Regions from separate parts of the Homo sapiens genome. Here region 1 is linked to region 2. A link is an interaction called in ENCODE POLR2A ChIA-PET data of the cell type or tissue named here. Cell type or tissue: OCI-LY7. All regions are shown on one strand. Each heading gives the region's core, and the rest is flanking DNA. Links, peaks and the distances in the headings are about the cores only. Region 1 overlaps TNPO3 (transportin 3). Region 2 has its middle 35 kb from the start of TNPO3.

Region 1 (4,395 bases), core at 142-4,141, 69 kb before region 2:
AGACTAACATGGACTGGCAATAATGGACTGAAAAAAATTTCAACCTCAATTTAGGAATAGTGTCTATTGTAAAGAGAAGGGGTCAATTTCTTATGAAGACAGAGCTCTTCACAAGTAATACATAATCCTTGTGTATCCTTCAAGATCTTTCCAAAGATTGATACGAAGCAAGTTAAGATATAGAAACAGGTAGAATAAATGGCTTGTACAAGTTCCTAAAGTAAATGGAAAATAAAGACCCTGAATTTCCTAATTACAGATTTACTGACATAAAACTTAGCTTTAGGCTGGGCGTGTGGCTCATACCTATAATCCCAGCACTTTGGGAGGCCAAAGCAGGAGGATTGTTTGAGCCCAGAAGTTTGACACTGGCCTGGGCAACATGGCAAGACCCCCGTGCCTCTACAAAAAAATTTAAAAATTAGCTGGGGCCCAGCACAGTCACTCACACCTGTAATCTCAGCACTTTGGGAGACAGAGGCGGGCAGATCACCTAAGGTCAGGAGTTCAAGACCAGCCTGGCCAACATGGTGAAACCCGGTCTGTACTAAAAATACAAAAAAATTAGGCGGGTGTAGTGGCACTCACCTGCAATCCTAGCTACTTGGGAGGCTGAGACAGGAAAATAGCTTGAACTCAGGAGGCAGAGGTTGCAGTGAGCCGAGATTACACCACCACACTCCAGCCTGGGTGAGAGTGAGACCCTAAAAAAACTTAAAAAATAAAAAATAAAAAATTAGCTGGGCATGGTGGCATGCACCTGTGATCCCAGCTACTTGGGATGCTGAGGCGAGAGGATCACTTGAGCCCAAGCAACAGAGTAAGACCCTGTTTTTAAAAAAACCACCCCTCCCGCCCCCCACCAAAAAACCCCAACCTTAGCTTTCAATGAAATAAGGGGTGCAAAGTAAGCATGAGGTGTTAACTTCTTTACAGATATAGTATATTTTACTAATTTTTGTACTTTTTAGTCCAAACATCGTGTCTTAAATGTATTCAACAAATGTTTAATTAATTAATGTAGTACTAATAGCACCAATTTTCCTTTCTCAAGTAAAAAAATCTTCCAAAGATTTTAGCCATTGATTAACCAGTAACCCAAGCACACCTATGATTTAATAGACCATCAGAATATCTTTACTTTGCTCATGTTAATATCTTTTTATTTTATTTTTTGAGACAGGGTCTCGCTCTGTCACCCAGGCTGGAGTGCAATGGCACGATCTCAGCTCATTGCAGCCTCAACCTCCTGAGCTCAAGAGATCCTCCTGCCTCAGCCCCCTAGTAGTTGGAACTACAGGTGTCTGCTACCACACCCGGCTAATTTTTGTATTTTTTTGTAGAGATGGGGTTTCGCCATGTTGCCCAGGCTGGTCTTGAACTCCTAAACTCAAGTGATCCTCCTGCCTTGGCCTCCCAAAGTGCTGGGATTCCAGGCGTGAGCTACCATGCCTAGCTGATATATTTTTAAATAGCAAAAAGATTCTATGAAGCTTTATACAATCTCCACAAATCCCTCAAAAAAAACAGAGCATTAGATAGCAACAAAACTAGGTGTTGTCTAGTTATCTCCAAGGGTATCTACAAGAACCCCAAAATATAAGTGGAAGGAGACAAACCAGTGACATCTGTAAGACCTGTGTGGTTTTAGTCTCAGTAAATGTGGAAGCAGAGGCAAACAACAGGGTGTCTACTGGACCTAAGAACAGAGAAACACCAAGAACCAACAGAGATTCACTGGAAAGTACAAGGAGCCAATCTGAGGATGGCAGTTGAAAATGGAGGAGGTTTGGCCGGGCGCGGTGGCTCACGCCTGTAATCCCAGCACTTTGGGAGGCTAAGGCAGGCAGATCACCTGAAGTCAGGAGTTCAAGACCAGTCGGGCCAATATGGTGAAACCCCGTCTCTACTAAAATACAAAAATTAGCTGGGCATGTTGGCGGGTGCCTGTAATCCCAGCTACTCGGGAGGCTGAGACGGCAGAATCACTTGAACCCGGGAGACGGTGGTTGCAGTGAGCCGAGATCGCACCACTGCACTCCAGCCTGGGTGGCTGAGTGAGACTCCGTCTCAAAAAAAAAAAAAAAAGAGAAAGAAAAAGGAGGAGGTTTGACCCAATCCAATAGCCAGTAAGTATAAGTGTGAAGGGGATGCCAACAGTTTAGCCTTTATAAAACCTTGAAACCAAACAGTCAGGAAGAGACCCCAATTGAGGAAAAACTGCTATGAAAAAAAACAAAATAATATAGAACAAGTATAATAGAGATGAAGGAAGAAAAGGTTGGAAGTATTATCCTTAATCAAACCTCCTTCTAGAAATTCAGAAAAACTAATTTCACAGAAAATAAGCAACTGAGGTCAAATGTCATATATGGCTGAAAGAGAAAATAAGCAGAGTAATACCTTACGAGGAAAGAAGACCAGAAAAACAGGTTTAAAAACCTAGCCTATTACTTCAAAATGAGCTAAACAACATTAAGAAAATGATACAAGATACGGAAGAATAGAATTGAGAAGGAACATTTCAGAAATTAGGTAAAAATCTCAGGAAAAAAATCAGAAATTAAAAAAATCCCTTCAGAGATAAAGACTAGGAGGAATTTCACATGTGACTAAACACATCAGATAATGTCTTAAGAGAAACACATGAAAAGGAGTGTTTTTTTTTAAACAAAAAAATTTTAAAACATTTAAGAGGAAATGACAAATATTGAACATAGGCAAATATCTAACATATAGACAACAGAGATCTCTGAAGAAGAAAATCAAAACAAGGAAACAGAACAATTATCAAAAACTGTAATTCAAGAAAATGTTCCTGGTTGGGCAAGGCAGTTTACGCCTGTAATCCCAGCATTTTAGGAGGTGGAGGTGGGAGGCTTACTTGAGGCCAGGAGTTTGGGACCAGCCTGAGCAACATAGCAAGATTCTGTCTCTACAAAAAATTTAAAAATTAGCTGGGTGTGGTGGTATGTGCCTGTAGTCCTAGCTACTAGGAGGCTGAGGAGGAAAAATCATTTGAGCCCAGGAGTTTTGAGGTTATAGTGCACTATGATCCTGCCACTAATTTTTTTAATTAAAAAAATTTGGTATCAAAGTTATCAAAAGAGGAAGAGTAAATAAATGAATATAATCCCATCACTGCACTCCAGCCTGGGTGACAGAGCAAGACCCCGTTTCTTAAAAAAAAAAAAGAAAAGGTTTCTGAAATGTTGGGGGGTAGGGGAGAAAGACATGAAACTATACATTGAAAGAGTATATCATATACCTAAAAATACCAACGCAGAACAACCAATACTGAGACATAATCTGGTAAAATTAATATACTTAAAGAAAAAGATAAAATAATTTGGACATCTATATAAAAAGAGCAACTGATTTATAAAGGAAAAAATTAGATTATCATCTACTGTGACTTGAACACTTCATGAAAGAAGAAAGAACAGGGTAAAGATGTGCTAAGAAAGAAAATGTGACAAAGATTTTATGTCAAGTCAAACCGATTTTCAATTATAAAGGCCAGAAACTGTTACTTGCAAAAATGTAGATATTATTCCTATAAGCCCTTCCTAAACAATCTGTTTAAAAAATCAAACTGATTAGAGAGAACAAGGCATCAACATAAGGACTGGGGATGAATATTAAACATAGTTTATTACAACAATTAAGAATAAATGAAAGTCGAAAGAGAAGTGGTATGTAATGATTACAAGCTCTGTACAGATACAGTGTGGAAGAAAGGGGAGAGCACATGCAAAACTATGCTTGTTTTTGGTGTATATACTGATAGTAGTAGTGTTAGTATTGTTAGTCTGAGGCTACTGACTAGGTTAATGTGAGACAGAGCTACTGAGTAATTATAAGATACTCTGTCACCTTCTGTGTCCCTCACAACCTGGATTCTCAGTATGGAAGAAAGGAGGTGTAGACATAAAAAGGCTTAAGTTAAAAACTTTATAGTGCTGTAGTTGAAAAGGCAATATCTCTATAAATTCATGAGGTATTTTACCTTTAAGTATTTATACCCACTATTTATATACATACTTTTCTACACTTGTATACATACACGTGTAGATAATTTATATATATTATATAGATATATAAAAATATACAATTCCCTAGCTCTATCCACTGAAAGCCCTAAACATACTGTCCAACTCAGTAACAACTTGCATCCCTAGTGCCTACATTGTAGTCTTTAAATTCAATTTCCCACTAAAAGATACCAATATTAAATACACAAGATGGGCCCATGATACATCCTGTCATACTAGAAAGGACAGAAGACAATAAGACTACTAGAGTCATTTCAAAAGTACTGAGAGGCAAAGGAGGCAACCAGCTGGCCAGAGACAGGACAATTTAGGATTCAGCAAGGGATACAAGGAAAAAACA
Region 2 (4,395 bases), core at 270-4,269:
TGTGCTGGCACCTGCCTGTAATCCCAGTTACCTGAGAGGCTGAGACAGGAGGATCACTAGAGCCCTGGAGTTCGAGTCCAGCCTGGGCAACATAGCAAGACCCTATCTCTTAAAAAAAGAGCTGCTATGATTTTTATTTGTCAATTATGCCTCAATAAAGTTGAGGAAGAAAACAATAAAGCTACTATGAACATTTGTGTGCAAGTCTTTGTATGAATATGTGCTTTTTTTGGGTGAATACACAGAGGTGGAAAGGCTAGATCATATGGTAAGTATGTTTAACTTTTTAAGAAACTGATCAGCTGTTTTCCAAAGTGGTTTTATCATTTTACATTCCCACCAACAGTGTATGAGAGTTCTAGTTCCTCTGCACTCTTATTAACACATGGTTTTAATCAGACATCTAATAGGTATGCAGTAGTTTCTGATTGTGATTTTAATTTATATTTCCTTAATGTGAATAATGTTGAACATCTTTTCATGTGCTTATTTGCCATCCATTTTTTTGGTGAAATAACTGTTTAGATCTGTTGCCTACTTTTTGAAAAAAAGTTGAATTCTTTGCTCTTATTTGATTTCCAAAGTTCTTTATATATTCTGGATACACATCCTTTATCAGATATGGGCTTTGCAAATATTTTCTCCCAGTCAGTGGCTGGTCTTTTCATTCTTCTCATGGCATCTTTTCAGGAAAAGAAGTTTTTAATTTTGATGAAGTCCAATTTATCAAATTTATTTCCTATTGACTGTGCTTTTAGTGTAATATCTAAGACATATTATCTAATTAAAGGTCACAAAGATTTTACTTCTATGTTTTCTAGAAGTTTTATAGTTTTAGATTTTACACTTAGGTGCATAATCGATTTTGACTTAATTTTTATACGTGGTATAAGGTATGAATTGAAGTTCTTTTTTTCTTTTTTTGCATATAGCTATCCAACTGTTCTAGCCCAACTCACTGAAACTATTCATTAGAAATTATCCTTTCTCATTGCCTTTGGGTCTTTTTAAAAATCAATTGTATATGTGTGTGTATGTGTGTCTGAACTTTCTATTCTGTTCCATTTGATCTGTTCTATTTGAGCTGTCTATCATGATGTTAATAGCACCTCATCTTGATGACTATTATTTTTTATGAAGCCTTGAAATCAGGTGGTGTTAGCCCTCCAACTTTGTTATTCTCTTTCAAAGATGTTTTGGCTAATCTAGATCCTTTGCATTTTCATGGGAATTTTTAGACAGTTTGTCAGTTTCTATAATTTTTTTTTCCCTGTAAAGCTGAGACAGAAACCCAGGGCTCTGAGGTCAGTCTGCCTAGGTTCAAGTTTTATCTTTACCTCTTCATAACTGTCTGACTTTGGCCAAGTTACCTAACTTCTCTGCAATTCCATTTCTCATTCACAAAGCTGAAATAATAATATTATCAATCTCATGGGGTTGTGAAAGGGCTTAGATGAAGTAATGCAGATAAGGCTGAGAGAATGAAAATACAAACAGACAATGGCCAGATCATATATGACAATAGAACTCTGGGCCACAACCTCTGCAGCAACCCATCCAGGAAGCCAAACCACAGCCTCTGCAGCAATCATCCCAGAACAGTCAGAACTTGACCAAGTCAGTAAGTGCAGCTGCCCTAACTTCTGCCCCCACTTCCAACTCAGGACCAAGCACAGAAAGCCAAATATGGTCCCCAATCCAATCACACTGGATGCTCAATTTCTAGTCAGCCTACCTCTAGCTTTCCCATGCCAACAAGCTCCAATCAAGGCATAGCTGAAGACTTCCCTTTTTTTCACTATAAAGCTTTGCACAGCCCTGCCTGCCTGAGTCTCTGACAAATGCGAGTGATGGTGGCTGAGACCCTGGCTAAAGCAAGCGCTGAATAAACAGCTTCTGTTTCTTCTCACTTGGGTGGTTTTTGTTTATTTCCACAGTGCTTAACACTGTGCTCGCAGAGTTAGTGATTGCCCAATACATTTTATATAGAGCAGTAGAATTGCTTTGTCGTATGAAACTTTAAAAAGAATTCCAATAGATAAATAAAAGTGGCATTTCAACCGTTTATTTTATCTAAGTCAGCCAGTAATAAAGGTAGGACTTTTGCAGTGATCTCAATAACATTAAATGAACATGATGGCTGATCCTTGCAACCACAAGGTTTTTTAAAATCCTGATTCACATAATAAGAAGTTGCAAATGCCAAATTTCTGTTTTCTTTTAAACAGGTCACTTTGCAATTAAATATTTGCAGAACCTCTGAAGCACCTCTTCAAAACTCTAGGGCTCTCAGAAACGTGGAGTAAAAACTTACCCTGATGTGAGGTCAGGGTACAGGGTCTTGATTTCAGTCCTAGTGATGCTGCCACTCTGCCGGATAACCTTGGGCATGACACTTGACCTCTGAGATTTGTTCCTCCCTTGTAAATGGAAAGAGCTGAACTAAAGAACTTCTCAAAATTTAGTGCGCATGGATAACCACATGTATATACTGGAGGAGGGTGCGTGCCCATTTAAAATGTAGGTTTCTGACCCACCCAGTGGCGTCTGAGTCAGGGTCCTGGAATCTGCATTTTAACAAGCACAGCTGATTCTGGTGCTAGTGACAATTGGGCACAATTTGAGCAGCACAGGAGCAAATGGTCTTTTAGGTCCCTTCTGGCTCTGATGTGTGTGATTCAGGTGAGGTTGTTGAAGAGAAGTGGGCTGCAGCATTGGGAAAGGAAAAGTGAAGGAGAAAACCATTCAACAGTGGGGAAAATTTTGTTTTTTTAAAAAGCCTATTGTGTCAATATTCTACTTTATTTCTTTTTTCTTTTCTTTTCTTTTCTTTTCTTTTTTTTGAGAAGGAGTCTCGCTCTGTCGCCCAGGCTGGAGTGCAGTGGTGGGATCTTTGCTCACTGCAACCTCCACCTCCCAGGTTCAAGCGATTCTCCTGCCTCAGCCTCCCGAGTAACTGGGATTACGGGCACCCACCACCACGCCTGGCCAATTTTTGTATTTTTAGTAGAGACAGGGTTTCCCCATGTTGGCCAGGCTGGTCTTGAACTCCTGACCTCAAGTAATCGGCCTGCCTCGACCTCCCAAAGTGCTGAGATTACGGATGTGAGCCACCGTGCCCGGCCAGCATTCCACTTTTGAAAGCCCCCGTGACCCTGGTCCAGAAGGACTTTGATTCCTGGCCCTGGTCTTCAAGCTCTTTGCAGAGGCAATGCACATTTTATTCTCCATGAGACCACAGGAAGAAAAAAAAACACCCTCAAATTTCCCAACCCCATGCCCTAAATTTCAATGCGCCAGAGATGAAATGCAACTTGCGAAATGCCTCCCTGCTCTTCTGCTCCACAGTTTCTCCATAGCTTGGCTTGGGGCAGGAGGGGACAGAGGAGGGTTTGGCCAGTCGGGGGTCTAGCCCTCAAAGCCAGATTAAACCCAGGCCACAGCGACTCCTCTCAATTCTGCAATTGGGTCCCAGCTCAGTGTGGCCATATCGCCCTCTTGCGGTAGAAAGCGGGACTCCGCCTGGCTAGGGGAACAGACGCCAGGGGCTGACTGTAACAAAGACCGGAAGCTCTTCTTGGATCCAAGGCAGGTGCAAGGAGGGAAAAAAGGTATCACCAGAGGGACGCTCTTCATTATGACTTTTTCTCTTTTTCCTCACCCTTTCTGCTTCCCAAACCCAGTTCTCCCACTTATCGTTGCCCACTATTAAAAACTGCTTTGTAATGAGAAAACCTGCAGTTTACAAGGTGTTTTCACAAACTTCATCTTATGTAAGCCACTCTCACTGCCTTTTCTCACTTCTCTTCCTCTTCCAGAATGAGAAGAAAAAAATGGAAAAAACAACAAACAAACAACAACAACAAAAAAAAACTGAAAAAAAATTACAAATGCCTTTCTAGTATTTTGCAAAAGGGTAGGCCTGCCCACACCCTTGGTTTAGGTTCCAGGACCAGTTATCTTGGAGCTGAGATCATAACCTTCACCCCTGTAAGGACCCCTTAGCTTTGTGGTCACAAATAGAGTCTTAAACTTGCCAGGGCTTGGTCACAAGAAGAGAGAGCAAAACATATGACCAAAGCGGCACAAGGCCGCTAAACAATTATTTTTGTTTCATCAACTGTTTTTTTTTTTTTAAGAGACAGGGGTCTCAGTGTGTTGCCCAGGCTGGACTTGAACTCCTGGGCTCAAGCAGTCCTCCCACCTCGGCCTCCCAAGTAGCTAGGATTACAGGTACACACTAGTGTACCTAGTGTACAGTAGTGTAACTAGTCTGGCTAGTTAATTAACTTTTAATTTAATTTAATTTTGAGATGGAGTCTCCCTCTGTCGCCCAGGCTGGAGTGCAGTGGCTCGATCTTGGCTCACTACAACCTCCACCTTCCGGGTTCAAGC

What was found. Peaks named below come from ENCODE experiments on the same cell type or tissue, not always from the same donor. Only the 100,000 strongest peaks of a DNase experiment are listed, where the experiment ranks them.
Region 1: POLR2A ChIA-PET joins it to region 2 with 8 read pairs; 7 of 35 experiments call an interaction of 5 or more read pairs at or near these places.

The regions. Positions count from the first base shown.
Region 1 is chr7:129,019,283-129,023,677 of GRCh38, forward strand. All of the region lies in intron 1 of TNPO3 (transportin 3), which reads right to left. Among named protein-coding and RNA genes, the nearest start is that of TNPO3, 34 kb to the right of the region's middle. In OCI-LY7, for the core only: no CTCF peak of the experiment used is centred there; no DNase peak of the experiment used is centred there; H3K27ac peaks cover 430 bases.
Region 2 is chr7:129,088,184-129,092,578 of GRCh38, forward strand. No RefSeq gene overlaps it. Among named protein-coding and RNA genes, the nearest start is that of TNPO3, 35 kb to the left of the region's middle. RefSeq lists an enhancer at 1,675-1,824. In OCI-LY7, for the core only: CTCF peaks have their summits at 3,510 (motif pointing left) and 3,717; DNase peaks (open chromatin) are centred at 1,828 and 3,508; H3K27ac peaks cover 469 bases.